Linked DNA regions of Mus musculus: region 2 is linked to region 1. The links are chromatin loops, found by intact Hi-C in ENCODE. Cell type or tissue: heart. All regions are shown on one strand. Each heading gives the region's core, and the rest is flanking DNA. Links, peaks and the distances in the headings are about the cores only. Region 1 overlaps Otud7a (OTU domain containing 7A). Region 2 overlaps Gm39024 (a long non-coding RNA gene).

Region 1 (16,205 bases), core at 5,006-13,005:
GTTTGGATTAGGGTCCCAGCTGGTACCCCACCTTATTTAGTCCAATGAGACCAAACGGAGGGGCCTGGGGTCCTTTATTTGGCCAGAATAGTAGGGCTACATTCTGGGTCTATGCCTTTGGTTCTTCTGCACGGCACATTCATCATAAGATGGAAGAGGGAGAAGTAATCTGGCCACGAAGGAGATAAGAGCCATCATGCGTCAAGAGTACACAGCCACTGTCCTGTTTGGGAGGGTTTCCTCTATGACAACAATCTACGTTAATTCTCAGTTTACCCTGTTTATTTATTTATCTATCTTCTCTGGCAGAGTGCATGAGAAAGATAAAGGGTTTGTATAGCCAGCCATTTTAATATCACAGTATGAGAAAGACAAACATGAATGTCTACTTCCAGTGGATAAGGACTGGGTTTCTGAATGGACGCGAGAATATTCGTCAGGTTGCTTCGAGAGTTGAGCTAGAGTGCTGTGCTGGCCAGAGGCTTCTGTGACCTAGAGCTTTGGTGGGTGAAGCAGCTGCTCAGGTGTCATGTTCTAAAGAAACTGTCCCCCACTCCTCAAAGCTGCCACCAACCCTCTCAGCAAGAGATTTTTTTTGAGAATCACTTTTTCTTTTCTAAGTAAAAGGAGAGACCCCAGTACTATCAGGAACATGAATATTAGTTATCACCACACATTTAAAGTATCGTGTTCAGCACGAAAAGTAAGACTTTGAAAAGGACTTCTTAAAGATTCTATTTAATAAATAACTTTGATTTAAGGAACCACTTTATGCAAAACTTGAATACATTACTGAAGACTCCTCAGCCTGTGGAATAATTAAAAACAAAAAAAGAAATTACTCACAGGAGATACTCAGTTGTTTTATTATAATTTTCCAAACAAGTAAAAAAAAATCCCTCCCCATCTTTTGAAAAATTTTATTTTATTTATTTTTTTTTGCTTTTGCTGCTCTGGATGTCAGTGGATGAAGCATCCTTTCAGGAGTTGGCTCCAATGAAGGTATAAGCCCAGCTCCCGTGCTTTCTGAGGATAAGCAGGTGCTTTCTCATTTTAGGGCTATCACGGGCTAGTCTAAAGCTCTCACAGGTATGAAAGTATTGTCTCGTTAGTGAGAAGGTTACCCATCTCCTCCATATGTCCTGGAAGCAAGCTCGCTAGCTCTTTAGTGAGGACTGGCTCCTCAGTGTCCTTGGCCAAGAACAGTGGTCTGCAGAGGTAATCGTGGAAGGAAGAGGCTGCATATTGCTGCTCAAAACAGGGTAGCTAAGGACACATTATTATTATTATTTTTAAATTTTCCTCAAGAAAGGTAGGAGGCACCAAAAAGGAGACTGCTCGGAGACTTGGCTGCTCCCTCAGTGTGGCATGGAGCCAGGAGCAGGGCCGCTCTGGGAAGGGTCTCCACCAGCAGAGAGCCCTTTAACCCGGCTGAACCCTGACAGAGGCAGGTGGGGTAGGGGTGGTTCCCTTCCCTCCTGGACTCTCTCAGCCCCTGCCCTAGGGAAGAAGGCTAGGCTGGGTTCAAAGCAGCCCAATGGGCTGACACAGTGACCAAGGGGTCAATTCTGTCCCCTCCTCTGCGGCACGGATGTGATCACACCTCCTAAGGGGCCCTCCAGCGACAGTTCACTCCATATCTTCAAAGGAGATATGACCAGTCTATCATGCTGGCTCATAGGTGGGCCGGTCCGATTGTGAGTTCAGGACCCCGCTTTTTTTTGCACCCCATGTGTCTCTGGGAAGCCCCTGTCACCTGAGCTGCCCGGCACTGGGAGCGATCGCTACACCTCACCGTGCCCTGAGAGGTAGGTTGTCCGGTGCCCATTCTGTGGTCGCCCGCAGCTTGGACGGCAGTGTGAATGTTGCTCGAGCGGGAGGGGTGGGGGATCAGAGATAGGGGGTGCTGTGGGAGGAGGGTTTGCTTATGAAATGGCGGTGGGGAGTCCTAAGGGGGCCAGCGTCAGCAGGTAGCAAGGTGACTGCTGGAGGTCTCCAGGGACCCAGGTGGGAAGCAGGTGGGAGCTGCAGAGGAAGCTCCACCTCAGGCCAGGCTGCGCGTTTGCTTCTACACCCTGCGTGCTACCAACTGCACGCAAGTGACCGCTACTTGGAAGAGGTCAGTCCCTAGGTTAGGAAAAAAAAAGCATGTAAAACACTCCCTTCTAAAAACAAAGGGCTGCGATTTTCTTTATTTCTCGTATAGAGGAACAAAAATACTCTTGCAATGGCTATTGAGTTTCCACAGGTACGAGGCAGATGCTAGGCTAGCACACCCACTTCCAACAGTATGACTTGTTTCCTATCCGTCTACTACCTGAGTGGCATCAGTGTAGGTTCAGGCACCATTAGGAACGTTTGACCAAACACGTACACGGCACTGACCGAGGAGGCGCCGGCCCTTCGGCTGACCAGAGCAAGTAAAAAAAGACCCACAGGATGGAAAAAGCAGTCCTGGACGGCTCAGGGTCGCGCCGCGCGCGCCTCGCGCCGCCGCCGCAGCTCCTCTCGGTAGCAATAGGAGCAGAAGTGCTCGGTCTCCGCGCGCCCGTAGAACGCGCAGTTCTCCCGCTGGCAGCGCCGCTGAGCGGGCCCCGGGCCTCCGCGGCCGCACTCAGCGTTCGAGCGCGCGGCCGGCGCGTCGGCGTCGGCGAACTCCAGCCCGTCGCGGGCTGCGCCGAAGCCGTTGCTGTAGGTCTGCGACTTGTGCTCCGCGGGTCCCGGGGCGTCCGCTCCTCCGGGCGCCAGGGACTCCACTGTATTGACGGTGCGCAGCGCGCTGCGCGCTGGGCTGTAGCTCTGCGACCACAGCGAGCGGTTCTGCTGCGGGTACGTCGCGCACGGCCGTAGCGCGCCCACTGTCGGCGCGCACGCCTCGTCCCGGGCCGCCGCCTGCACGTGGATGACGCTCTGGCGCGCGGGCGCGGGCGGGCTGCGGCCGGGAGTCGGTCCGCCCGTACCGGGAGCCGCGCGTCGCGCGCCGCCGCCCGGACCCGGGGATGCTGCGCCGCCCGCCGCCCGAGCCGCCCGTGCGCTCGCTCCAGTCCCGGGGCTCGGCCGCTCCTTGAGCTTGAGCACCAGCTGCGTGGGCTGCGCGGCTGTCGGGCCCGGCGAGGCGCGCTCCGGGCCCGGCGCACCTTCGGCCTCTGGCCTGCGCGCTGGCCGCTTGACCGTGGCGGTGGCCGTGGCTGCTGCGGCAGCCGCCGCGGCGTCCCGCCGCCGCTGTTCTTGCTCCGCGCTAAAGCGCTCCTGCGCGCTGGTCAGGTAGTAGCCGATCATCTCCTCGTGAAACTGGTGCCGGTGGCTGGTGAGCAGCAGGCCGGCGAAGATGAATTTGCGCTCGCCTTGCATGGCGGCGCGCAGGATGTTGAGGCTCAGCTTTACGTCCGTGCTGTACTTCCAGGCATCGCCTCTTGACCCGCTCCCCTTGTCGGCCGGCGACGCTCCCGACGCTTTGTCCGTGGGCGACGGCGTGGTCTTCTCCGACGGCGAGGTGCTCGCTGACGCTCCCGATTCCTCCTTGCTGCCCTTGCGCGACTTGGACTTTTTCTCCTTGTTGCGCTCAGCGCTGTCGCCGTTTTTGCCGTTGGCAGAGTTGGCACGACCCATCTTACCGTGCACCAGGCCGCCTAGCCCGCCCATGTTTTTCTTTAGCTTGATGCCCAGCGTCTTGCTGAAGCTGCCCAGCTTGTTGGCCACGGAGTCCGCGCGCGTCTTGTCCTTGTCCTTGCGCTGTTTCTCCTTCTCTTTGTCCTTACCATTCTTGCCATTATTGCTGTTGGAATTGCTGCACACAGAATCGCGGTCCGAGTCCAGCGATTCCGCCAGGGACTGTACATCCTCCCCTGCTGAGGCCGTTGGAGACTCTGGCTGTGCAAGGGGAGCCTGTGGGGAGGGAAGGCAAGAAAGGAAGGTTACATACAGAAAAGCTGTCCTCGTGTAGGCCCCAAGAACACAGGTGGAGCTGAGACTGGGATATAGGAGTTTCTTTGTGGGGACTCTGCTGCTGTAGGTGTTGGGGGTGGGGGCTGTCTACCAGAGAGGGATGGAGGTGTTTATGGAATAGGAGCCCACAGAGCACTTAACTGTTGTAAGGTTGGACACAGGCTTATAGATGTTGACAGAATGCTATGTAGGGACCTCAAACCTCAGTGCCCATCCTTTGAGGGAGGATACATGAACTTTCTCTTAGAATTCACAGATACCAGAAAGTCTAGAATTCTGAGTGGATGAATAGGGCCAGAATGCCCATGACCTAGCTGGTGTCCTCAGTGTATTTTATAAAGAAACACTAGGTCCACACTCTGGCCTTCCTCCATGGTCAGACTACTGGCACCATTAGAAACATGTCCCAGATCTCCGTGTAAAGGCAGAGGGCAGCAAGGAAGACAGCATCTCTCCCACACAGATGGATCACCTACTTATTCCAAGCAGGGGCTATGCACCTTGCCCTAAACCCCGTTCTTCATCTTGGACCACCACTCCCTTTATCCAGCTATGACATGCTACTTCAGGAGTTCCCTTCTCTAACTACAAATGGAATGCTAAGCTGAAAAGGATGCTGGAAATGGCTTCCAGTGAGGATGTGGGGTCTTGTGGGATGGCACTAGTGAAGGAATGCCATGGACAATAACCTGGACGACACTACCTGGGGGCAGCCAGTGAGGGCGAGACCATGCAGAGCATGGCTAGGCCAATCTCTGGGATAGGTGGCAAGCCTGAGAAGGCTATGAGAGGAGGTCATGCTGGGTAGGCAGCTGCCATAAGTTCTCCAAAGAGGGACCTTCCTGTGAGGAGAGTCATTGGAAAGACAGCATCTCTCCAGCCTGCATCTGGGTGTGTCAGGAACTAGTACATGCCTGGGCAGGCCTTTTCTGGTCTTTAGAAGAGAAGGGAGAAGCCATTGCTCCTCACTTTATTCTTTTCCTCTGCTCAAGCAGGTTCCAGAAGGATGAGCTGCTGTGGCTAGGTCAGTAGAAGCAAGGCTGGCAGACCTGTGCTGACCACCACCCAGGCAGAAATCCCTCCTTTCACTTGAGTTTGGAGAGAGTTGAGTTTTAGGTTGGCTTGCCGGGGATGGTAAAGAGTGTCAGCTTCAAGGTTGAAACAGGGAAAGGGGCCCCAGTAAGAGAGGGGCCTTGGCTGTGTGCCCTTTAGCAGTGGGGTTGTCTGCTGAGCTTTGTACTTGATATGGAGGTCACCAAGGTCTGGCCATGCATCCTGCTCTTTGTAGGGAAAAGATGTGCTCAGCTGGAAGGTACTGATTATGGATCTAGGGCTGCTGCCATTGCATACCACGTAGGTGCTACAGAGCATCATCCTGGGGCACAGTGGCACCTTCCAGCATGAGAGAGGCAAGATTCTGTCACTGACTGGCTGTCTCTTGTGCCCCAAGAACATGGCGAATCAGAGCCACGTGGGGGCGCCCTACTTGGATGATGTCCAGGCGAAGCGGAAGTGAGCAATCAGAACAGTGGGGCAGGAGCCATTCAGCGGGATGTCTCCTTTCAGTACTTTGAATCCGCTGGATACATAAGTAAACGGATGTCAGGGAGGACCAATTATTTGCAAGCAATTTTCACAAATCCCTTCCCTTGGGAGTTCCCTCCCAAGATTATGAAAACATCAGTCACAAACTTAAAAAGAATCTCTCAGCATCTGCAAGCAGGGGCAACCCCCATCCCACCCCCGGGATGGGTCCGCGTCTCTCCGCCTTCTGCTAGCTCCACCGGAGGCCACCTCCGCCTCAGGGAGGGGAAGGGCGCGCGCTGAGGACTAGCGCTGTTGGTTCCCTAGATTTTCTAAGGATCCACACACAGTTATAATTAATTCCGCTCTGCCGCGGCACATTTTGTTCCGATCTCTGCAGAGATAGTTTTGTGTTTTGACTTGCCTACGGTTTGCTTTGTGAGTGGGTGTGTTTATTCTTCTCCTGCTGTGTAAAATAAGAGGTGGAGGGGGGTGGGGGAGAGGGAGGGCCCCTAATACGCGCCCGCCTCCCACCGGGAGGAAGTGTTTGGACTAGGAATCAGTAGCTGGGTCCGGTTCTGGGGCATGAAGGTGTGGGACCTCCCCAAGGCGTGGAGCCGAGCGCTGCGCTGCGTGGAGACTTTGGGGAGGCACAGCATTGCCCGCACCGCACAGAGCGGCTGCTGCCCGGTCACTGGGTGGGGCTTCGTGCACTCGAGGCTCACCCGGGTCTCGGAGGGGATGCGGATCCACGTCACATTCATGTAGCTGTGTAGAAGGTTCAGCTTGGCTTCTAGGGACAGGATGAGGCTGACAAAAGAACACCCAGTGAGAAGCTCCGGAGGTGGCAGGAGCTCACTCGCCTGCGCGTGCAATCCTCTCCCTGCCCTTTAGTCCCCCAAATCCCAACAGGAGTCCTGTCACCACCACTCTCCCGCAGGGTGTTGGGGTCCGGACTGGACTGCGGGGCAGGTCTTACTTGGCTAACCGGGCATTGTCGTTGTCATCTTTCCCCCATTCCCAGTCCTTTCCCGGGTCCACAGCAAAGTGCAAGGGCAGCAGCTTGTGTTCCGAATCCGTCAGAGGGATCACAGCTGAAACAGAAGAGAGAGGCATGGTGACAGGCACCTCATCTGCCTGCCAGGAGGCTGGAGGCACCAGCAGAGTTCAGAGCTCAGAAATTCAAAAATAGCTGTCCCAGGGCAGGTAACCTAATGGAGACAGAAGGTAGACTCAGAACTTGCATACCACGAATGTTAAGACTATAGGTTTCAAACTTGTTTCTATTATGTAGGCGAAGAGCAAGCAGGTGGAGGCATCACCTGGACTGACAGGGTCTCTTTCTGTTAGAGGGCAGGCATCTCTCTGCTGTCAGGATGAGAAAAAGCTATGGGTGCTTTTGCTATTTCCGAAGAAAAACCCAGATGGGTGTGGTGAACCACGGAAGGCCACTTTTGGATGACCTGCTCCTTGCCTCCATTTCATCTCAGAGAAGGGCAGAATTTGCAAGTTGGGAGAGGTGTGAGCTGAGCTCTGCTGAGGCAAGACTGGAGGTGGGGGCTGCACCCCCCGCCCCCACCAGGGAGCTCATCTGCATAGGACCAGGCAGCAGGCTCCTACAGAAAGCATCTAGTGACAAGTCCAGGAGAGGCAGTGTTGGCCTACAGCCCCTTTAAAAGGGGAGCAGAGAGGGAGCCTTCTGTGGCGGTGGTGATTAGGTGGGGGAGTCTGGCCTGTTACTTCTCAGAGGAGCTGGTTCACCACAAAGCATCTGGACAGAGGCACACCAGCCACCGAGACCAGTATGGGTGGGGTCAGTATCTACCTACAGGTGTACTGAGATCTGATGAGTTCCCGAGGGATCCCTGCTCCTAGCAAATGGAATCCTTAATGTCACATCTGCTTTCTCCTCAGGGTGTTGTCAGGGGTAGTGAACAGGAAGAAGTGTGGAGATGGTTTCCAAATTCCACCTTCCTAATGAGTACCAGTCTCCTTTCTGTCACTTCGCTCAGGATGCCCCACCCCTCTGGAGTCTCACCACCGCAGAGAAGCCCAGCTCAGGGCCCCTGGCAGCTGCTTTGTTCCTTTGCTTGCCCGTAGCCTATGATTCATACTAGCAGTGCCATGGCAAGAACAAAAAGGCAAACAAAACACAGAAAATCCAGGAGCCAATACTGCAAAGTTGAGAAATTAGATGCGACTCAATGCTGCCCTCTAGTGTTTCTAAAGAGACTGTGAGTGCAAACTGCTTCTCCCCCCCCACCCCACCCCCTTTCTTCCCACCTAAACAGATGAAAGGCAGTTTTGTGGATCACCAGCCAGTTTAGGGGTTTTCCTTGTGTGTGGCCAGCCATGGAGCAGTGTAGGTAAGGTCTGACGGGGGAGGGGACTGGGACATCTCATTCTGCTTTGATGTGGCTTTCGTTTCCAGGGCTGAGCTCAGCCTGTCTTGTAGGTCAGCAAACACACATTGAGGCTTTGGTGTGGCTTCCTACCGGTGGCTGGGGGACAGCAGAGGTGATCCTTAGGGACACTGCATCCCAGACTCACTAGAATTGTGTCCCCTAGGGATCTGTACTTCATACAGAGGGCCAACGCAAGGGTCCTGAATCAGGATGGAGGGCTACGTTGTAAATAAGCTTCCCTGTGGATCTTCAAATCAAGGTGTTTTGGAAAAGATTGTTATAGAGGATAATAACTTGTCAGAAATAATTCCTGTGGGTATAATTTGGGTGTTCTGGGTCAGGCTGTCTACCCCTTCATGGGCCAGCTGTGACTATACTTTCCATCCTCTTAGCAAGGGGGTGTGGTGGGGAGTGGTTTGCTTAGCTGAATGCACAGGCTGTGAGCAAAGTAATATGGTCAGTTCTGGGCAATATGGCCAGGCTTAGGGGACGTTTCCCTCTCTGCCCATGTCTCCTACACAGACAATGCAAGTATATGACGTCAGGAGCAGGCTCTTGAACCTCATTGGGAGAAGAACTGTCTGCTAACCAGAACTCCAGCATAGGCTTTGTTGACTTGGGAGCCCAACCTGAGCCACTATGATTTTGTCTGGTTTCTGATAAATTACCTAAACCAGGACGTCCCAGCTTTCTTACCTTACGGCTACAGCGTGCCTGGGGATTCTTACCCTCAGCAGATAGCCTGGACTGGGTTCCTGGTCTGTCTACTCTGAGAAGACAACTGAAATACATCTGAAGATTCTAGTGCTGGCTACCTAGAAAGAGTCTGACAGTCTGTCAACTCTCCTGTCCTGGGGTGAAGACTACGTCCTAAGTGAGGGGCTGGAGACATACAGCTCACACCTGATCTTTCGAGTATGAGCTGCTGCCTGTTTGAAGGCTGAGGGGAGGTGCAGCCAAGGGCATCTCAAAAACAGGCTGTCCTCATGAGCATCAATTGCACTTCATGTTTGTCCCATTGTACATGGAAAAACATCTGCTTTACCCAGGCAAACAAATGGCGGCATCATAGAGCACCCCCTGGTGGCAAATGTCAATAACAGCAACAGCTTTCAAAATGGGCCTTAGAGGATTTACTCTTCGGTTTGCTTTGGAAAGAACTCTCTCTTACATTTAGCCTGTAAGCCTACTACAGCATCTCTAACTGGCCCATGAAGATTTGGAGTTTTCATTCTATGAAACACAATGGATATTTCTGCTTGAGGTTACCATTACAATGAGAAAGCTACAGATTCTCAGCGTGTCTTTAGCCTACCCCTGAGTGGATGGCTCAGCCAGTCTAAGTGACTCAAATTTGAAGGAAAGAAAAATGCCTCTGAGGGAAGGTGGAGACAACCTGGAGGGGTTGACTTGACCCCAGTACGAAGAACTCAGCTAGATGTGTTATATGCATGAAAGAAGAATGCAAGCCAGTGAAGTTATGCAGGCTCTTCCTCTAGAAAAGAGAAATAAGAAACCAGTTGGCTCTTACAGGCTCCCATCTATAGGACTGAGCATGGTGTTCACAAAAAGGATGGGTGAGGGGCTAGAGGAATGTCTCAGTTGGTAAACTCTCCTCCTTGAAAACATGAGTTTCAAAACCCAGCACCTATTAAAGGCTAGGTGCAAAAATTCATACTTGTAATCTCAGGGCTGGGGAGCTTGAGATAGGAGGAGCTGGGGCTCGCTGGACAGCCAGTTGAGCTACATCAGCAATAGACCATGTCTCAAAATAAAAGGCACAAAGGGACTGAGGAAGACACAATATTGACCTTTGGCTCCCATAAGCATGAGAACATGGGTGCACCCTCCACCTCCCCCAGCCCCACAGAAGATGGGCAAACATCCCAAGGTGTGTTCTCTGCAGAGCTTGCGCTCTCCTCTCCACCAAGGAGCAGGAGCACAAGTTGCAGAGCTCAGGTCCACAAACTCGGGGTACAGTTAGGACAGTGTTCTGTGCTACCAGGAGGGGGTGACCTGCCTTGTGTGTCCTGACAGCTTTCAACATGCACACTAAAGAAAAAAAAAGTGTGCCTGTTTCCAGGAACGAAGTGATTTCCCCAGTCTTCTCTGCTTAGAAAAATGACTGACTTTCAGCAAAACAAAACAAAACAAAACAACCTTTGAGGAAGGAGGAAAGAAACCCACATTCTAATGTGTTGAGAAGACTCTAACACTGGTGTGCAGGCGTGAAGTTGTTCTCTTTTGTTTGAGAAAGCATGACTCCTGCATGCCATGGAGCTATTTAATAGATAATTTGAGAATAGAAGTTTTTCTTTCGTCTTTAAAGACACCACTTCATTATCTTTCACCTTACCTGGTTTATGAAAATCATTATGGTACCAGAGACAATGCTAAAGGGCCCAATTCTCTAAAAAGACACAACACTATGGTATGTATGCTCACGTCTCATATCACGTCAGTGTTAGAGCAAGTGCAGCCCACTCCACTTTATTTGCATCAGAATACCAGTGGGTGCCAACTTAGACACAACTGAGGTGTTGCAGCTATTGGGGACTGAATGTATCCGTCTATAATACTGTGGGCACCATGCAGGAATTGATATCTGATTGTAGAGAGAAGAAAGTATCAAAGAGAAGAGCTAGAAATAAAACAATAACAGTAAAAAACAAAACCAAAACAGACCCCACAACAAACTAAAACAGATGAAGAACAGCTTTGAGAGAGTCACAGCCAAGGAAAGACGATGAACATCAAGACTGACCAATCAGAATCAGCCATACTGAAATACAAAGTAGGAAAGGTTGGGCAGGAGGCAGAGCACCCAAGAACTGCAGGTCAGTGATAGACAACTTAAGATCGGTGTACTGTCACTCCAGAGAAATGAGAGCAAGGCAGAGAAAAATGTTAAGAAACATATACACTCAAACAAACAAACAAACAAACAAACAAACAGACAGACAGACAGACAGACAAAAAAAAACCCAACCAAACAGACCCACCTGTACTGGCTAGTTTTGTGTCAACTTGACACAGCTGGAGTTATCACAGAGAAAGGAGCTTCAGTTGAGGAAATGCCTCCATGAGATCCAACTGTAAGGCATTTTCTCAATTAGTGATCAAGGGGGAAAGGCCCCTTGTGGGTGGGACCATCTCTGGGCTGGTAGTCTTGGTTCTATAAGAGATCAAGCTGAGCAAGCCAGGGGAAGCAAGCCAGTAATGAACATTCCTCCATGGCCTCTGCATCAGCTCCTGCTTCCTGACCTGCTTGAGTTCCAGTCCTGACTTCCTTGGTGATGAACAGCAGTATAAAGTGTAAGCCAAATAAACCCTTTCCTCCCCAACTTGCTTCTTGGTCATGATGTTTGTGCAGGAATAGAAACCCTGACTAAGACACCACCTATCAGGGAAGCCATGAGAATATCAATAGGGACAATAACAGCAGCCATGTAACAACAAATACATCCCTTCCCACAGCAAATTAAAACTCCCGAGAGCAAAGGCACGTTCGATACAGAGAAAGGAGGATAAGATTTGGAGCCTACAGTTCAATGGTAAGCAGAAAAAGCAAAAGGTGATGTCTATAAAGGGATGAAAGAAAAGCTGCTAATTCTAACTCCAGCAAAGCTCTGAGAGAAAGGTGATCAAAAGGTTTTTCAAACCCAAAGACGCCAGTTTTCCACCTGCTTATCTGCACTGGGGAGTGTGAAAATCTCGCAACAAGAAGAAGGAAGGTGTCTCCAGTAATGACTTAAATTTACCTAGAGTGATGGAAATGGAATAAATGAAGGTGAAGGTCAAATTCCCTTTTTTCTTCCTTTTAGTAATTCTGAGATAACCAAATCTCTGCAGCCAAGAGAGCAGTTCCAGCTTTCATCCATGGTGAGTGTATGTGTGTGTGAGTGTGTGTATATGTGTGTGTATATGTATGTGTATGTGAGTGTGTGTATATGTATATGTATGTGTGTGTGAGTGTGTGTATATGTGTGTGTATGTGTGTGTGAGTGTGTGTATATGTATGTGTATGTGTGTGTGTGAGTGTATATGTATGTGTGTGTGAGTGTGTGTATATGTATGTGTGTGTGAGTGTGTGTATATGTGTGTGTATGTGTGTATGAGTATGTGTGTGTGAGTGTGTGTATATGTGTGTGTGAGTGTGTGTATATGTATGTGTATGTGTGTGTGAGTGTGTGTATATGTGTGTGTATGTGTGTGTGAGTGTGTGTATATGTATGTGTGTGTGAGTGTGTGTATATGTATGTGTGTATGTGTGAGTGTGTGTATATGTGTGTGTATATGTGTATATGTGTGTGTGAGTGTGTATGAGTGTCTGTGTGTGTCTGTGTGTGTGCGTGCATGTGTGTGTGTAAGTGTATGTGTGTCTCTCTCTGTGTGTGTGCATGCATATGTGTGTATGTGTGTGAGTGTGTGAACAGGTGGTGCAGAGAGTGAGAGGATTCTGGGATGCAGTTTCTTTGCAACCCAGGAAGCAGACAGTATCACTTGAAAATAGAATCTCCTTAAAGAGTCTATCTGTAATCCCTGAATAATCTGGGCAAATAGAGTTACTAAGTACAATTAATCCAAAAATAAGACATGGAAGGAAAACAAAAGAACAGGCAGAGCAAGGAGAAAAGACTAGCGAAGATGGTGGCTTCCTCCCATCCTTACCATTCATATAATTAAATACATGTCAAAAGATAATTATTGTTAGATTCGATTAAAGCAAAACAAGCAAAGGCAGCTTGCATCACTAAACTAATTCCATAATGAATCTAAAGATATAGGGAGTTTAAAAGACACTCGCTAATACAAAGAGCTAGGGGAAGCCACCCAATATCAGACAAAGAAGAGTTATGAAAAATGGTTACAAAGAAGAGGACCATTACATAACAGTAAATGGACCAGTTCTCCAGGCAGTCATGTGCAGTAAGTTGCGTGCAAGTTCACACCACACATGCACTAGCTGCCATACCTGCATCTCATGGGCCCGTGGGTGCCTGAGCAATGGCGCTCACTCTCTCACTGCCTGTGCTCTTTCTACATGAACACACCAAGGATGGAGTTTAATTCGTAAATTAGTCACAGTAAGAGATTCACAGCAATAACTAATGAAATACAACAGTATAAGATATAAAAGCAATGTGAGTGAGGTCTCACTGTTGACTTTTGGAATTTTCCAATTAATATTTTCAGGCTATAGCTGAATTCAGGTTATGGGAACGAGAGTGAGCTGGGGCTGGGGACGTGCTCTACCACGCTAACAACCATAAAGGAGAAAGGGCAAACATGGTTTTGCTGGACACTTGGCCACCCTTGTCTTAGTAGCTGACATCTGCCAGTCCATTGGTGTGTGCCCTATCCTAAGTCCCACTGGCCCAGAAACACAACATAAGCCTGGAGAGATGCCAGCAGCTGTCAACTATGTGGAGTAAACTGGCCATGGGCTTAGAAAGGTGGGAGGATAGGAGTGTGCCCAGTTGCCAGCCTCTCCTTCAAGCCCTACCCATCCTCTCCTGAGCTACACAGCAGGTGCAGACACCCAAATGCTTCACCAGGCTTCCTGAGGGATCCGTGCTGCTGCTCTCTGAAGACCCTGGTTGCTGTGTCAGGTATCTGGTGGATAGAACATTTGGCCAGCATCATTCAACTGAGGCATGCACGGAGGACACCCTATGCAGGGACAAGTGGCACCACCTGCTCTTAGGAGCCAGGAGCTCAGGACTGTCTTTAGGGCTGACCACTCCCTTTACCTGAGGGCATCGTTAGCACCACAGATCCTTCATTTCTGTATGGTTTCCCGTGCCACTAGCTTGAGCTGTTGTGGCAGAACACCGCAGACAAGGTGGCCTGTAAGCAACTGAGATTTTTTTTTCTTCTCAGTCCTGGAGGCTAGGAATCCAAGGTCAAGGTACAGGCAGATTCAGTGACTCTTACGGGTGTGCTCTAGGTATGCAACCTGGTGTAGAGCTTGTTCGCCATTAAGTTCACCCACAGGCTCTGGCCTCCTTTCAATCTTTAGTGAAGTTTATGGGCCAAGAGTCAAGTGTGCCAAAATGTGACAGCCTGGGCTGTAAACTAGAAGCCCTGTTACCCTCACCTCTTTCTTCAGCAGGTGGTGGTGGAGTGTGAAGGAGGTGAGGAAGCCACAAGGAAATGTATAAAGATCAGATGCAGTTCTTAATGAGTGGACACAGCCATGTCAAGACCAGTGCCTCAGACCCATGGGAAATTAGCAAAATCCCGTTGTGTCAGGCACAGATGGCAACACCTTTCTCTGGTCCAAGTATGGCTCTTTACAAATGACTGGTCAGTGTGTGCACTGTTAAATGCACTGCAAGTTAAAGCATGCGGTCAGGGCTGGAGGTGTGGCTCAGTGGTAGAACACTAGGCCCTGGATTTGGATTCTAGCATCGCGTAAAAAAAAAAAAAAAAACCCAATTTGTTGACCTGGAACTACTAAAGCACGGATTAATGTGCTCTGGGTTGCACATCAAATATAGCCGACAAGCAAGCTGCTTACACACTTACTGGCTCCCTGGAATCTCTAGATGCCTCATTCTTACAGATGTGTGTTGTGTCTAACAGACAAGGTTGCCAGGTGCTCTTGGTGAAGTTCTTTGTGTTGACTTACTGTTGCAATAAACAAATTGTAAACCTGACCATCTGCAGGCTTCCTCCTGGAGTCTGAAGCTGCCCTGCCCGGTGCCAACCTTATCTCCTCTCCCAGTGTCTGACCTGATGCCCCAGGGTTTCTTGCCTTTGGTGTAGCCCAGATGTTTGCATTCAGGAGAGCTATCTCAGCAGTCACCTCACACACTCTTCCACCTCTGCGAGGTACCACAGCCCCTGCTCCCCTTCTCTAACAATGAAGACTCCTGCATCACCAGGTCAAAATGCTGTGTGAATCCATGCACTGTTGACCTGAGACACCACTTCCTCAGGCCCCTCTCTAGCACTTGCATACTACCCAATCACTGGGCAACTGTCGTTGGGGGCCAAGTGTCCCCCTTTAGAAGGCATGGCATCCACTCTACTCATTGGCCACTCTAATGCTATGTCACTGTGGCCATTCCCTGGAGATGGGCTCTCCTTCCTCATGTGTCCCTCCCCCCCCTAAAGTGGGGATGGAAGATGATGAAGTCTAAGAAGTCACCTCTGGTAAGAACTAAGAACATCACCTGTGCGTGGAAAGTACATGGCATGAGACCACCCAGAGCCTGTGGATCCAGCCCTGCTGTTCTAGCCCAGTGCCAACATTCAGGGACAGAGAATGCCTGCACCCTCTGCACCCAGTGCAGTGAGACAAGGTAAGGCTGCACTTGTCTTCGTGGGCACTCTGCATGGAACTGATTGGTTATTTTGGGAATCTTGCCATTAACTGCAGACCTTTAAATATTTGAGAGCATTGCTCAGGACACATGTAACCCCCCATCTGTAACGGATACACTCTGATATGTGGGTGCCACATAGGGTCTGAGCACCCACAGACTGTAGTGCAGATTAGCTTATCACATATCTGTGCTGTTTGGATAAGTGACCTGTGTTGGTTGGCCTTTTTAGTCAACTTGTCAGGAGCTAGGGTCATTTGGGCAGAGATTACTCCGTTGAGAGAATGCCCCATCAGATTGGTCTGTAGACAAGTCTGTGGGACACCATCTTGATTACTAACTGATGTGGGAGGGCTGGAGGACCCAGCGAGCAGACCGTGTTACCCCTGGCAGGTGTTCCTGGGTGTTGTAAGAAAGCAGGCTGAGAAAGCCATGGAGAGCAAGCCAGGAAGCAGCACTCCTCCATAGTCTCTGTTACAGTTTTGTCTCCAGGCTTGGCTCCTGCTTTGAGTTCTGCTGTGACTTCTCTCAATGATTGACTGTTAACCATGGTGTGTAGGTCAAAACAAAAATAAGCAAGCAACACAGACACAGACACACACAGACACCCGCCCCAACCAACCAACCAACTAAAAAAAAAAAAAAAAAAACCTCTAACCAACCAAACAACACAACCCCCTAAACAAACAAAAAATCCCTTTCTTCTACCATTTGGTTTTGGTGCACTTGACCATGACGATTGGGGAGGACTATGGAGATGTTAGGAACTTTGGATTGGACAAGCTATTGATGTCTTAGAGCTTAATGGGTGGTGATATGGCAAATTGGAAGGTAAGAGTGTTGAGAAAGAAATGCAGATAATGGAGGCCTGGCTTGTGAAGTTTCAGTGGAGAGCAAAGACTCTATTAAGGCCACTCATGTGATAAATATATTTGAATTAAGAACCTGTAGTTCTTGGTCACCTGTAGATGAAGAATCAGTTATGATTAACAAGAGACCA
Region 2 (15,336 bases), core at 3,842-11,841, 210 kb before region 1:
AAACCCTGTCTCGAAAAACAAAACAAAACAAAAAAGTGAAATTCAGCTTATTTCAATTGGCAATGGAAGTATTTGCCAGTTTAGTGTTATGTAGGCAAAACTCCAAGTTGCTTCTTTAAAATGTTACCTGATAAAGGAGACAGCCTCAAAATTATGTTAGATTAAGTTTTACATACTTTGATTATGTCTTCAAATTTTAATGCATCAAAGTATTGAAAGTTATACTTATTCATAACTGAATATTACCCTGGTAAATTGCCCCCAAAAAGGAATCAGACACATGGGCCCGGAGGTGGCTCAGTGGTTAAGAGCACTAACTGATCTTCCAGTGGACCTGAGTTTGATTCCCAACACCTACATAGTTATTCACAACTATCTGGAAACTCAGTTGTAACACCCTTTTCTGGCTTTTGTAGGTACCAAGAACACACATAGTCTGCAAACACACATGCACGTGCATAAATGTACACCCATAATTTCAAAAATTTTAAAATACTAATAAAATTAAAATTTTTCTTACTAAAAAAAAAAAAAAAAAAAAAAAAAAAAAGGAAGCTGGGCGGTGGTGGCACACGCCTTCAATCCCAGCACTTGGGAGGCAGAGGCAGGCAGATTTCTGAGTTCGAGGCCAGCGTGGACTACAAAGTGAGTTCCAGGACAGCCAGGGCTATACAGAGAAACCCTGCCTCGAAAAAAAACAAACAAAAACAAAAACAAAACAAAAACGAAACAAAAAACTAAATAACAAAAGAACAACAACAAAAAGGATCAGACCAGCTGTAGTCTCCATTTTTCAACAGTTATCACTCTTTTTGTTATAGCAACCAAGTATGTACTTTATTGTTCATATATCTCTATAAGTTTGAGATAATTAACCCATGGAGTGCAAATGTGATTTTGGTATCTCCCTAACAGAGAGGGTCTGCTGAGAAAAATCGAAGAAGCTTGTCAACACACACAGCGGATCGATAAGTAAATTGTTTCTTGGGCTGAGCAGAACTGGCTGTGTCTGCATCTGGATGGCTGCTGGTGAGGAAGGCATGATTTGTCTGAGAAACCACTGAGAGCTGTAGCCTCTGGTGGCTGCCCTCATTTCCCCTGGGCACACAGGGGACAAGCAGAGAATCAACCCTTGGTTACACAGGCCCCTCCCTCCCCCACTCCTATGAGGCAGGTTGGCAGAAGGGACGTTGGGGACCATCTGTCCCAGTTGTCCCTGGAATCCTTCTGGATTCACTCATTTGCAGTAAGTGTGACTCCTTTCATTAAAAAAAAAAGAAAAAGAAAAAAAGAAAAGAAAGAAAAACAAGCAAGCAAGCAAACAAACAAACAGAAAACAAGCAATGCTATAAGACAGGTTCAAATACAAGAGACCAAGTAAAGAAAACTGGGTCAAAGAGAATTCTTAAAGACAAGTTACAAAAAAGCAGGATAACAACTGTAGTAAGAACTTTTGACAAAAGCTATTTGCTGTGAATAAACTCAATTATTTAAATTCCTTCTCCTTAGCAGCCAGAACAAAACAAACAAAGAGTGTGGTTTAAAAAGAATGGTAAACAAAAAACAATACAACAACAAAAAAAACCTCTTGCTGTCCATTCTGTCACTGTAAGTGGAAGCCCCAAGGAGGGTGGGGGTACAGGGGTGTGAAGGGGCCTGTATCTGAATTTCTGAATTCAAACAGTTGAGGTCTAGGCACTCAGGATACGCACATGCTATGGACTGAATAGCTCTTCTGCAGGACTCAAGACAGCATCCTGTCACTAAGAAGATTCACATTTCTGTGGTAAAATAAGCAAATATCTGTTCAGTCTTTACACAATGTCTAACCCAGTCAGGGTTTGCCATCAAATGAATTTGCTACCGACTTAGACAGAATGTCTTGGTTTTCAGGAATACTTAGATTTTAGAATTGTGTGTTAGAGGTTACAGACCTGTAATAGAAGCTGTTAATTAACCTCTGGGGAGGGAGAAATGTTTTCCTAGTTCAGATATCTAATACCATGTGGACTTAAAGATATTGCATAAACAATATAAACAGGCTCACAACAGGGGTTTCACAAAAAGGGCATTGTTTCAACCAATTCTAATGAATGCTGCTAAATGGGCATCTGGCCTGTCTACCAGACATAGGGTCAGACAAGAGAGGGCCATTTAGGAGGGATGACCTCTGCCCTTCGGGACCCTGACTAAAGGCCAGAGCACAGAGGGTCAGAGTAGGCTTTGCAGGGGCTGGGGTAAGTAGGATGTGTAGGGCTACAAAGATGGCGAATCCAGTTTAAGCTAGACACAGCAGTCCAGATGTGCAATCTCATTACGGTGGACAGTGTAGCATCACATCCCAGGCTCTGTTGAAGCTTTCTAGTCCTGGATGTCCTCAGGGGTCAGTCTTACCATAAGCTGGTTAAAAGATGTGACATTCTGAGATGCAAAAATCAAAAGGAACATTCTAGACCATTGCTCCCTGCAGGTCGGCTTTATCAGAAAGGAAATGTCATCGGGAGACTCCCAATGTACAATGCTTATTGGTGGGATTGGGGCTCCCAGACTCCCAGTCGTGGGGATGTGGCAGGAACCAGCTAGAACTGATCCCCACTCACATGCAGGGGACATCTGTGAGAAAAGGGAGGTGTGTGTCCTGGTTAGCTTTCTGTTGCTGTGATAAACACCATGGCTAAAACTTGGGGAGACAAGGGTTTATTTCATCTTATACTTCCAAGTAACATTGAGGGAAATCAGGACAAAAACTTAAATAGAAGCCATGGAGGAATGCTGCTTACTGGCTTGTTTTCTGTCTGGCTCTTGGGTAGCTTGTTTTCTTTCTCTTCTCTCTTTCTTTCTTTCTTTCTTTCTTTCTTTCTTTCTTTCTTTCCTTCTTTCTTTCTTTCTTTCTTTCTTCCTTCTTTTTTTTTTAAACTTTTTATTGTTTGTTTGAATGTGTGTGTGTGTGTGTGTGTGTGTGTGTGTGTGAATTTCACATCATGCACCCCAATTACCCTCCCTTTGTACCCGCCCTCCACCCTTTCAACATCCCCCATAACAGAGAAAACAAAACAAAACCTCCGTGTGGAATTTTTACTGTGTATTCCATACTATACCCTTTTGTCCACACCTTGCTTGCAAATGTCCATTGCAACGAATGAGTCTCTGGTCTGGTGTGGGGCCTCTGGCTTTTGCCACACTATCAATACTGAAACTTCACTGGGTCTCCTCTTGGATATCCCATTGTCACCCTGTGTTATGGAGATCCTGTAGTTTTGGATCTGTAGATCCAGTCCCTTTACACACTCTGGCAGTTCACTGATGGGGTAGATGCTAGGGTGGGCCAACTTAAAGCCCCGGATATGTGCCTAAGCAATGTCTGAGCTGGTCAGTCTGCCAGCTCTCCTGTATCCACACCACTGAGGACAGCACTCCTGTCCTGACCCATCCAGTGCCACAGATAACAAGGGCTAGGGCCATGTCTCCTGTTCTCATGCCCTCAGGGCTGGCTCACCTGTAACCCCCTCAACCAGGGCCAGCTCTACCCTGTTGCCCAGGCACTCCCAAGTGTTGCAGCCAGTGAAGCACAGCATCAGTTCTCCACTCTCATTACCTTGGGGCCCAGCTCTCCTATCTGCCTGTGGTGAAGATTGAGGGAGAGGAAGAGGGCATCTCTCCCTTGTCCAACCACTGCACAGTAGACAATAGGCAGGGCCAGCTCCCCCAGCGCCACCACCATGCCCTCAGGCCTGGCTTTTCTATACAGCCAGGACCACCTGCCCAAGGAATAGTTCTGTCCACTCTGGTCTGATCCTACCTGTACAATCAAGATTATTTCTCACAGGTATGAAAGACTGTAGACCATTTTGACCTGGGCACACCCTAAGTTAAGACTTCCTATTTCCGGGTAACTCTTGGCTGGGTCAAGTTGAGAATAAAAGCTAACCAGGGGTGAGCTGTGGAGGAGCATGCCACCACCTGGGGAGCACGGGGTGGGGCAATGCCCACCTTCAGAAGATACCATGCCTTGGGTATGTGGGACAAGGACCTGCATAGGGGCTGGAGAGTGGGATGCTGGCCACCCAGGCTTATACTGGAACTGTCTCTTTAGCCAGGAGAAGGAGCAGGCCTAGGCACATAAAGAGGGTGAGCAGCTTGGTCTGGCTCCCCAGATCCCAGACTCCTGCAAGGCTGCCAGGCAGAGGAGACGGGAAAGCCCACTACTTAGTTAGTGTCCCTGCTCTATACACACACAGCACTGATCTCTCTCAAGTCCCCAACCCTGTAGATACTGAGCAGGTATCCCACAAACCAAGAGCATTCTGTCCCACAGGCTGAGGACTTAGTCCCATCTCATATATCAGCTATGACACCTTCCTGTCACCTGTGCTTTGGACCCATGGGCTACAAATCAGTGTGCTTCTAAGAATTCTTCCTTGGGTTCAAACATGTATTGGAAAGCTCACAGAGTTCAGAAAACAACAACAACAAAAAACCTCCAAACACACACACACACACACACACACACACACTGCTTGCACTTACTGGTTTCATTTTTTAACTTGTATTTGAATCTTATATCATTTTACTTTATTTTGTTTTATTGAAGCCAAAGCCTTACATGAGCCTGGAAACTGACTCAGGTCCTCAGGCCTGAGTAGTACTGAGGCATGCAGACGAAGGGTTGGGTAGGAGAGATGCAAAGGGCAGAGTAGATGGAAGGGACAATGAGCCTCCGCTTCTCTTCCTCGGGACATCCATCCTCCATGGGTTCAGCAGAAGTTCTCAAAACTGTCTCTGTAGCCCTTTTCAGAGGTCTCCTTGGGTAAGCATGGTGAAAGACATTGCTGACCATTAATGAGAAGTTCTGTCTTTTCATCTGCCCCTGATCCCAGGTGTACTGGATGGTTTTGTGTCAACTTGACACAAGCTGGAGTTATCACAGAGAAAGGAGCTTCAGGTGAGGAAATGCCTTCCATGAGATCCAGCTGTAAGGCATTTTCTCAATTAATGATCAAGGGGGGAAAGGCCCCTTGTGGGTGGGACCATCTCTGGGCTGGTAATCTTGGGTTCTATAAGAAAGCAAGCTGAGCCGGGCAGTGGTAGCGCATGCCTGTAATCCCAGCACTTGGGAGGCAGAGGCAGGTGGATTTCTGAGTGCGAGGCCAGCCTGGTGTACAAAGTGAGTTCCAGGACAGCCAGGGCTACACAGAGAAACCCAGTCAAAAAAAGAAAGAAAGAAAGAAAGAAAGAGAGAGAGAGAGAGAGAGAGAGAGAGAGAGAGAGAGAGAGAGAGAGAGAGAGAGAGAGGAAGGAAGGAAGGAAGGAAGGAAGAAAAGGAAAGAAGGAGAGAGAGAGAGAGAGAGAGAGAAAGAAAGAAAGAAAGAAAGAAAGAAAGAAAGAGAAGAAAGAAAGAAAGAAAGAAAGAAAGAAAGAAAGAAAGAAAGAAAGGAAGGAAGGAAGAAAGAGAAGAAAAGGAAAGGAAAGGAAAGGAAAGGAAAGGAAAGGAAAGGAAAGATGAGCAAGCCAGGGGAAGCAAGCCAGTAAGTAACATCCCTCCATGGCCTCTGCATCAGCTCCTGCTTCTTGACCTGCTTGAGTTCCAGCCCTGATTTCTTTTGGTGATGAAGAGCAGTGTGTAAGTGTAAGCTGAATAAACCCTTTCCTCCCCTTCTGGCTTCTTGGTCATGATGTTTGTGCAGGAATAGAAACCCTGACTAAGACACCAGGTCAAGGTGGGGCTAAGAACTACCAACCGTCTAGTATGGGGATCTCCATCCTGAGGCTGTCTGAGAACCTTGGCCACCAGAGCCCTCATTAGCACACAGAAACGATGCCTCATTTTGTAGCTTCCTTAGGCTTCAGGCACCATGTGGCTAGAAAGGCAAGAAGGCCAACCACAAAACTCTCAGCCAGTTCCCAGCAATTGTGACAGAACCATCTGAGATACCATACTTAAAAGTGGGAAAATCGATTCCAGAGCTCCTGTTTCTTTGAGGTGTCAACCGATGGTTACTTGGCCTTGTTAAGTCTTCAAGCCTGTGGCACAAAGAACACAAGGCAGGAAGTGTATGGGTGGAATGAAGGGGCTGTCGTCTTCATGGTGCCTGGCAAAGCAGGGACAGGAAGGGGCCTGGGCCTCAAGGATACATCTCCAGTGACCCAACTTCCTCCTAGTAGGTCCCCTTTCTTAAAGGTCCCACCACCAAGCAGAAACATCCAGCTGGGAACCAGACCTTTGAGGGAACACTCCACATCTGAGCTATAACACCCCACGTGCAATGCATGCTGTCTGGTGTCTGGAAGGGAAAGGAATGTGTCTGGGAGCTGCACACAGACTCCCCTTAGGGAAAAGCTACCATTTCTTCACTTGGTCTCAGTGGAGGGGGGCTGTCTTTGTATGGATTTGTCTCTGCCTGTGAGACCCACTCATGCCTGAAGTTCAAGGAAAGAGTCAGTGACTTGGGCAGGAGGTTCTTGCTGTTTTACTCAGATGTGAAACTGCGCTTCTGGGTAAGTTGAAACCCTGACTTTAGGGGCTTCTCTCCTCCTCCAGCCATGGTGGCCCAAACTGAGGCAGGAAGTCAGAGCCAACTGGTCAAAAAAAAGGGAGTGGGGGTGGAATGAGGGAGCTGAGGCTCCAGCCAACTCCTCAAAGCCCTGCTCTGTCCCTGTGGTCCTTCTCACAGGAAAAAATGTGACAGTCAAGCTCCTGTGGTATAAGAAGCCTGTGACAGAGACAAAGGGATAAGGTTCTGGGTAAAGCTGGGCCTGGTTGCTGAGAGCACAGAGGGACACAGAGGGAGGGAGGTCTTAGGGGTACTTTCTCATTCTGCATGGCTCCTTAACTAGCTGGGCTTCCACTGTGTGGGTCAGAAGGAAGGATGCAGAATCCAGCCCAGAGGAAGGCAGTGGGGCACACCCATCTGGCTGCCACCCACCCTCTGTGGTCACGTGCTGTGCCTGCCAGCCAAAGGTCCACAATGCAGCTTTGTGTGGCAGCTGGCTTCAAACACACATCAGTGTCTGGGTTAGCCCTGGCTGGCCAGCAGTACCAGTCCTGGAAGCCAGGGATGCCAGGCTAAAGAGGGAGAATGTACCCTGCCAACTCCTCCAGGGCCTGGGTCAGGCGCTCTCCAGGAAGCCCATGGGTGGCATCCAGGATCCTTCAGGGAACACCCAACACCCCTAGGGCCTATATATGGAAAATAGTTTGGCGACAGTGCATCAGCTAACAGGGTCTGTACGCACAAGGTCCATTTCCCTGGCCACTCAGCCACGACAGAACCATCTTGAGGATTTCTCCAGATAACCCCAGCCCAAAAGGAAGAATGAGAAATTTAAAAAGACAGTTTTGATACGTTTTCATGGTGATGCATGCTTTTATTTTTTATGAGTTTTTTTTTAATGTTAAAACACATTTTATAGATGAAATAATAAAGGCTTGATAGAGTATTTGTGAAAGATACTGAGAAAATTACATTGGTGATTCTATTTTCATCTGCTTAAAAATTTTAACTCGGCCAGGCGGTGGTGGCGCACGCCTTTAATCCCAGCACTTGGGAGGCAGAGGCAGGCGGATTTCTGAGTTCGAGGCCAGCCTGGTCTACAAAGTGAGTTCCAGGACAGCCAGGGCTACACAGAGAAACCCTTTCTCAAATTAATTAATTAATTAATTAGTTAATTAATTAATTAATTAAAAAATAAAAATTTTAACTCATGGATATATCTGGACACATGCCTTTAATCTCAGCGCTAGGGAGACAGAGGCAGAGAGATCTCTGAATTCAAGGCCAGCCTAGTCTATGGCCAGCCAGGAGTCACATAGTGAGACTCCAATTTTAAAAAAAACAAAAAACTTTTTTTTCTTCATGAAAATTGGCATTAATAATCCATAGTATGGCTGGGCTGGCTGGGTGCATTGAGAGCAGATGCTGGGTAGTCAGATAGGTAAAGGGGTTTCGTCAGCCCCCAGCAGGGAGCGCAAGGTACCTGGGCTTCCTGAACCCCGTGCACAGTGCTGGGACCATACACTCTCCCCTCTAGCTTATGGGGATGGAGATGCTGGTGACTAGCTAGTCCACCCAGTGCAGAAAGCACCTGCTTAGGTTTTCCTCAGCGGATGGAGGCACCCTGCATTCTCTCTGGCTCCGTTTGTCTGAGTGTTGTCTTCAAAGGGACGATTGGGTATGAAGGAGCAGAATTCTTGCCTGAATAACTCCAGTAAGGCCACCTGGATCTAAGAAACAACAGCCCTCCCCTGGCCTGTCCCCATCCCTACCCCACCACTCAGCCTCCTAGGGGTAGCTGTTCAGTGTACACAGGATAGCCCACCTGCCTGGATGCCCAGTGGGAAGCTTTATCACCAGTTCTGCAACTTCACATCACAGTTTTGGGTGGGTTGTTTGTTTGTTTGTTTTTCGAGATAGGGTTTCTCTGTGCAGTCCTGGCTGTCCTGGAACTCACTCTGTAGACCAGGCTGGTCTCGAACTCAGAAATCTGCCCAAGTGCTGGGATTAAAGGCGTGTGCCACCATGCCGGGCTTCACATTACACAGTTTTAATGGCCTGCACTCCCAGGAGATTTCACCAGGCTAGACAGTGGTCCCCCGAGCACCAGGGCCACCAGGGGTTCTTCCTTGATGGTGTGCTTAAGAAAGGAGTCTAGAGGAGGGGCTGTTTAGCTTCTTCTATTTGAGGGCACAGCAGCACATCACACTCCATTTAGAAATGCTCTCATATTTGTATTTCCTTTGCCTTGGGTTGTATGGAAATTCTTAAAAATGCAAAAGGCCCTTTTTACTCCAGTCTTCTGGTTTTTAACTACCTCAGTTCTATGGATAGTTTATGTCCAGACCAGTGGAGACAGATCCAGCTCTGAGTGGCTCCTTGCTTCTGAAAAGCCAGTACTGACATCCCTACTGTGGAAGCCCTGGACAGGGCACACACTCCACTCCCTGTCTCTCGGGATTGGGAGAATATAGGAACCTTGGTACACACACACTTGGTGTCAAGATCTCTGCACTAGAGCCTCCAAGAACTGCTTGGTCTATAGGAGGCTCTCAGAAGTCTCCCAGGAGTAAACAAAGCAAACAATAGTAGTTAATGGTAGCTGGGAGGTTGGATGGGATGACAATCTCCCAGAACAACAAAAAAAGGATTCCCAAGTGAGTGTGCCTGAGCAGGTATCCACTTAGACAAGGAATAACATCCTACTCATCCCACTGCAAATGTACATTGCCTGGCTACTGGGTCACTTGCTCTCTGCACAGCTTGTGAATCTAAGTCACACAGACACACTCGGCTGAAGCTACAGATCGGGGTCCCCTGGTGTTTATCTCACAGCCTTGGCTGTGGATTTGGGAGGCTGAGAGAGGCAGTGTGGAGCTGGAAGAGCAAGCCTGTTTCCTTAGCTGATGCCAGGCACCCAAGAGACAGGAAGACAAGCAGCAAGACCAGCTCTCTGTGTCAACAGAGATCAGCCACTGTATGTCTAGGCCGTGTGATCTGGGTACCTATAAGCCTCACGTCTCCTCTGAGGGTGTCCCTGCTCAGGGAAGCCCAGAAGCAATGTGTCTATTTCTGGACTTTGTTCTATTACGCTTCTAAGGCTCTGTAGTAGCAGTGACTAGGGGACCCTCCAGCTGCTTCTTCCTCCCTCCACTCTCTAGCCAGTGGCAGAATCCAGCCCAGGGGACAATGACAAGTGTACTCAAGAGAGAGAAAAGTCAAGAAGTGCACTGCGTACTCCTCTGGCTGTGCAGGGCTGTGACTGTCTAATGAGCAAGGCTCAAGCCCAATGCACCAATCTTGGTCAGGGCCACTGAGACCTGGCAAGGTCCATACATCCCGGAAGCCACCATAAGAGTCAGTGTTTAAGCTAAAAGAAACGTAATCTCAAGACTGTTCTCAGGGATTGTCTTGGCTAGCATTTTATTCTTGTGAATAGACATCACGACCAAGTCAAGTCTTGTAATGGACAACATTTAATTGGGGATGACTTACAGGTTCAGAGGTTCAGTCCATTATCATCAGAGCAGCAACATGGCAGCATCCAGGCATGCTTGGTGCAGGAGGAGCTGAGAGTTTTACATCTTCATCCGAAGGCTGCTAGCAGAATACTCCCTTCCAGGCAGCTAGTTCTAGGGTATTAAAGCCCACACCCACAGTGACACACCTACTCTAATGAGGCCACACCTAATAGTGCCACTCCCTGGTCCAAGCTTTATACAAACCATCACAGAGCTCATCTCAATAGTTCATTACTAGAGAAGTTTTTCTGTGCAGGGCACCCAAGGCTGTGAGGTGGAGTTCCCTCTTGTGTGTGAAGCTGGCTGTAGGTGCTGCTTCCTGCCGCTGCCCTGTGCCATTAACAATCCATCTTCTCTTCTTGGAGAGAGTGAGAGGAGGGGAAGGCAGTCTGAGTGGATTTTGGTCTGCCTTTTATGGTTACCAAAGCTAGATCATTTTAAGTTTTACTCAAAATCCCCAGAACATAACTGTAGTCATCTAGTGTCTCGCTTTTTTGTTGTTGTTTTTGTTCTTGGAGGGGAGATTATGGTTGTCTGTTTATCTGTTTTCATTTCTTTAAGGGTTGTTTGCAGGCTTTCTTTTTTGTTTTTTGTTTTTTCGAGACAGGGTTTCTCTGTGTAGCCCTGGCTGTCCTGGAACCCACTCTGTAGACCAGGCTGCCCTCGAACTCAGAAATCTGCCTGCCTCTGCCTCCCAAGTGCTGGGATTAAAGGCGTGCGCCACCACCGCCCGGCGTCTGCAGGCTTTTTTATACTAGAGTCTTATTTGTGAATTTTGGACAAAATTTTGTGATTAGAGTAGATTTGTTCTTCTCTGAATGAAAAAGAATCTTTTTATTACTTGTGATTATGAATTATTATTATTATATTATATATGAGCATTTTGCCTGCACGAGTGTCTGTGTATCATGAGCATACCAGCTGTCTGTGGGGGCCAGAAGAGGGCATCAGATCCCTGAAACTGGATCTACAGAGGGTTGTGAGTAGCCCAGCTATATGGATTGCTGGGAACTGAACCCAGGTATTCTGCAAAAGTAGCAAGTGCTCTTAACTGCTGGGCTTCTCTCCAGCCCCAGAAACATCCTCTTTAAACAGGCTCTATTGACTAGCACTAGATTCTAAATGGCATGTGTGTATTTCTCACAGTATTTCTGCCGTTTTCTTGGGAAGGGGTTTTAGTTTGTTCAAGAATAGTGGTGCCGGGCGTGGTGGCGCACACCTTTAATCCCAGCACTCGGGAGGCAGAGGCAGGCAGATTTCTGAGTTCGAGGCCAGCCTGGTCTACAAAGTGAGTTCCAGGACAGCCAGGGCTATACAGAGAAACCCTGTCTCAAAAAAAAAAAAAAAAAAAAGTGGAGGGAGGTATTAATTGTTGTATAGTGAAAAGGAGTCTACACCCAGGCAAGACTTGGGTAGCCTCCACCTTCTCATATCACAGAGGGAAAGATGATGCCCATAGTCCAGCACCCCAAAGTCACAGGGAGGTGACAGGAAAAGGGGCTGTCTCTGCCTGTGTGGGGAGCCATGATCTCAGGCTCCTTAGAAGCCTTGCAGCTCCCCTGGGCCCAGCCTCTGCATAGAAGACACAGATGGTCCAGAAAAGATCTGATGGCACAGGCAAGTACAAACAAATGCCCATGCTAAAGAGCAGGTGCAACAGAGGGTCCCAAACTCCACCAGCCACCTACCACTGAGTGAGCCGGAAGCTGGAAAGGGCTCTCCGTGGTGCTGTCAGAGGTCTTGTCCCCTGAGAACGCTTGAGGATTCTCTATGTATTGCCCGAGCTTTTGTCCCCGCCAGCAAGAACACACTCAGGACAACCGGAATCTTCTGCGGCAAAGCTTTTATTGCTTACTTATCAGGAGGGAAGACCCCGAACGTGAAAATGGCGCTGCTTATATAGCCCGCAGCGTGACGTTTCAGCACCTGATGTGGCGTGACAGTTCCTGATTCATTGCTCGCCCATCACCCCATTACTACCCCGCGAGATGGGCAGTGACTAGGCGTGAGTTCACTCTTGCACTTGCGCATAAGGCTTATTTACTAGTTAGGCGCAGTGGAAGCCAGCGCCATCTTATAATGGCGATTGCTCGCGGCACGGCTCTCCACATCTATGCATTTCATTCTAGCACCTGAGTATATGCTACTAACACTTTACATTTTTGAACATTTTGGAAGTACTCATGGCTATCCACACAGGGTCGTCTGCCCTTTCGGGTTACCTGGGACATAGCATGATACCTGAGCCCCAGATAAATCAGTAGCCCAGCCCCAAGCCTAGCCTTGCCAAATATTTAGCTAGTTTTAGCTTCCTAATGCTTATATGAGAGTGAGTGGGTAGACTGCACCAGGTGATAGATGACCAGGCTGGGTGTCCATGAGGCACTAAGGACAGGAAAGCTACTGTCTGATCCAGCCTGGTCTGCCTACCATTCTTTATTCTCTTCCCCTGTCTCCTCCTCCAAACTGCACCTGAGAACCTGCAGCAGGAAGAGCATGAGGGAATGTCTGTCTACAGGGGAAGAAGAGAAATACAGGCAGCACCTTCCCAGAGCTCTTGTGTTCCTTGAGGCTTAGACTGCCTTTCTCATTTCCCAAGTCTATGTTGATGTACAAGGCCAATCTCAATGAAGGAGTCTAGATTTCACCCTCAGCCCATTGGGGCAGAGAAGATACCCACTGTGGTGTCTTGTTAAAAGATAAGGAGAAAAGGACTATGTTATGTAAGAGGGAAAGGGGTGCCTCCTCGGGCCCATGCTGAGGTATCCCTTCCCCCTGAGGCACCAGCCACAGGATAGTATAGTATAGTATAGTATAGTATAGAATAGAGTTTATTCAGGGCATGGGGAGGGGAGTTGAGAGGATAGTAGAAACAGAGGGAGATGGAAAGGGAAAGGAGAGAAGTAGAGGCCAGCCATGAGCACATGGAGAGAGAGGGGGAAGGGAATGGGGAGAGAGGGGGAACGGGTGAGAGGACAGAGGGAGAGCAAGAAGGCAAGAGAGCAAAAGAAAGCCGAGGGGGCAAGCAAGCCTTTTATATGAGTCAGGCATAACCTGGCTGTTGCCAGGTAACTGTGGGGTGGGCAGAGCTTAGCTGGGATAGCTACACCCAGAGTGAGATTTCATCTGCCTTCCTTCACAGAGCCAGCCCTTATTGGTGCTGAGCACTATGACCGTTGTAACTGCTACTCATAACTACCCATCATAACTGCTCGATGGCCAACGCGATGCCAGCTCAATGCCATGGGTGAAGACCACTGCTCCCTGTTTGCTTCCAGGAGACCCTTTTTTCCCTTGCACAGATAGGGAGGCTACAGTGACTGCAGAAGCAAGCAGTTTCCAAGTCTGGAAGGTGGGGTGGGAATGGAGGGAGTGGCAGGGGATTTGGCAAGCAGGTGGGCAGCAGCCAGGCCAGCTGGGCCTCACATCTGCACTCACACACCTGTGGGAAACAGCCAAGCTGACGGTACTCCAGCCCTCCTGCCCCACATGGAGTCTACCTGCCTGTCCCCCATCTCCTGTCATTACTCACTTACCCACTAGGTGCTTTGATGGGAGAAATTCAGGGCTATAAGTGGGCAGCTCTGATGAGGGGCATTGGATTCCCATCTCCCTTGAAAAAGTGGGGGCTGAGGCAGCCACTTGGATCTGTCACAGGAGGTTGGCAGCCCTGTTTGTGTTCTTTTGTGTTCCTGGCTTTTCTGTTTCTCGCTCCAGGTAGCACTCTGCAGACCTGCCATGTTCTCATCCTGTAGGTGGGAGACTGAGGCCGAGAAGTCCCTGTGCCTCAGATACGGGGTGTGCCTACAAAGGCAGCTCTCCTAGGGGTGGTCTGCAGCCTCTTCCTGTACTCTGAGTACTCCACTGGCTGAAAATTGCAACTGCCTGTTGTTGTCATGGTGACTGGTCCTGTGATTCCATCCTGCAGTGCTATGTGCCCATGGCACCCAAGGCAACCTATTTCTGCAGGAGAGAAAGTCTACTGAGGGGAGGAGGGCTTGTACCATATCCCACCTCTTCCTAGGCCACTGCCCTCTCTGCTCCTGCAAAATAGCAAGCCTCCAAGACTCTTGAGTGTTGACTCCTGGCTTTTCACAAGATAGCTGACCTGTGCTCACCTCCCAGCTCCGCAGGAGCCCGGCCCAGTGCCAGGCTTTTGTTTGACCACTGTCTATTACATGGGTACGGGTACACAAGCGGCATCCATTTAACCCACCCTGGAAATGTGCAGTTGGGACCTTTCCAATCTCTGGCTGTTCCAAACCAATCTGCAGAGAATAACCTCAGACATATGCCACTTTGCACATGTGAGACTATTTGAAGGAGAAATTCCTAGAAGTAGCATTACTGCGAAATGAGTGTGCGCACCATGTGGCGAGTACGAGCCAAGAGACCGACTCAGTGTTTTGTCTGGATTGTTTTGTTTCATCTCACTCTAGGCCTAAAACAGGGGTCATTTCTATCATCTCTCACGTAAATGCAGGTCCAAAGCAGTTTGGGAACTTACAATTCACTGTCCAGGCCAGTGTGGTGGAACAAGGAGAGAACCTGCAACTCCCCTATGGATGCGTGGGCAGGCTGGCCCAGGCCAACAGGTACTGGCAGAGGGATCCCAGTCCTTCTCACTTCTTACTCAATCCCCTTTCAAGCTTTGCCTGCCCAGGAGCCCTAGACTAGCCCTCTTCAGAACCCCCCAGGCTCTCTGCATCCTGACACTGGCCTTCCCACCTAGTCATAGAGCAACCCCCACCCCCTCGCCACCCCTGCCTATGAGCTACAAGACAGTGCCCTTGATCTAGCCACCTGCACCGTTCACAGTACCATCTTTTGGTCTCGACTTTCTTTCCCAGGTCCTGTCAACGTCTAGTAAGACTGTGGGTTCACAGAGAGTCAGAGCGGAGCAGCATGGCAGCAGGCCCTGGGAAGGACAAAAGGAGAGGCTAAACTAGCTCTGGGACCCAGGAAAGCGGGCTGCCTTCATCTGAATCACAAAAAGGTTAGCATGCAGGCAGAGGGGGCGGCTATGCTCCGCCCTCATTTGCATGACAAAAGTGATTGCCCAACGGCTCTCCCGGGCTTTGTTGTGATCTGGCAGCCCTCATGAGCACAGCCTCGGGAATTGTTCCCTAGCACAGGTCGTTCCCTGGCTCCAAAGCCACCCCAGTGACAAAGCCACATTGTAAGGCCTGTAGCAGCTGCCAGCACCTGCTCCCAACCCGCTGTTGTCCTGGGTTCCCGCCGTGTACCCACTGCCTTCACTAACCATGGTCATGGTGTCACCCCCCCCCTCCCCAATACTGTGACGGTAGAGGAATCTTGGCTTG

The links. Hi-C counts contacts between places; a loop is a spot of excess contacts. Peaks named below come from ENCODE experiments on the same cell type or tissue, not always from the same donor. Only the 100,000 strongest peaks of a DNase experiment are listed, where the experiment ranks them.
Region 2: it touches region 1 in a loop (3-fold over the local background); 2 of 42 quality-filtered maps call a loop at or near these places.

What each region holds. Positions count from the first base shown.
Region 1 is chr7:63,744,990-63,761,194 of GRCm38, reverse strand. Otud7a (OTU domain containing 7A) reads right to left here. Exons shown (of 14, transcript NM_130880.1): 12 at 6,449-6,563; 13 at 6,195-6,279; 14 at 2,168-3,885. The coding sequence ends at 2,464. Among named protein-coding and RNA genes, the nearest start is that of Gm39023, 100 kb to the left of the region's middle. In heart, for the core only: CTCF peaks have their summits at 5,424 (motif pointing right), 7,664 (motif pointing left) and 8,959 (motif pointing left); DNase peaks (open chromatin) are centred at 5,434, 6,174 and 7,604; H3K4me3 peaks cover 1,450 bases; H3K27ac peaks cover 649 bases; H3K27me3 peaks cover 3,221 bases.
Region 2 is chr7:63,956,974-63,972,309 of GRCm38, reverse strand. It overlaps Gm39024 (a long non-coding RNA gene), which reads right to left. Exons shown (of 3, transcript XR_882156.1): 2 at 14,834-14,930; 3 at 12,955-13,975. It also overlaps the pseudogene Gm51514. Among named protein-coding and RNA genes, the nearest start is that of Gm39024, 8.3 kb to the right of the region's middle. In heart, for the core only: CTCF peaks have their summits at 7,051 and 7,945; a DNase peak (open chromatin) is centred at 7,059.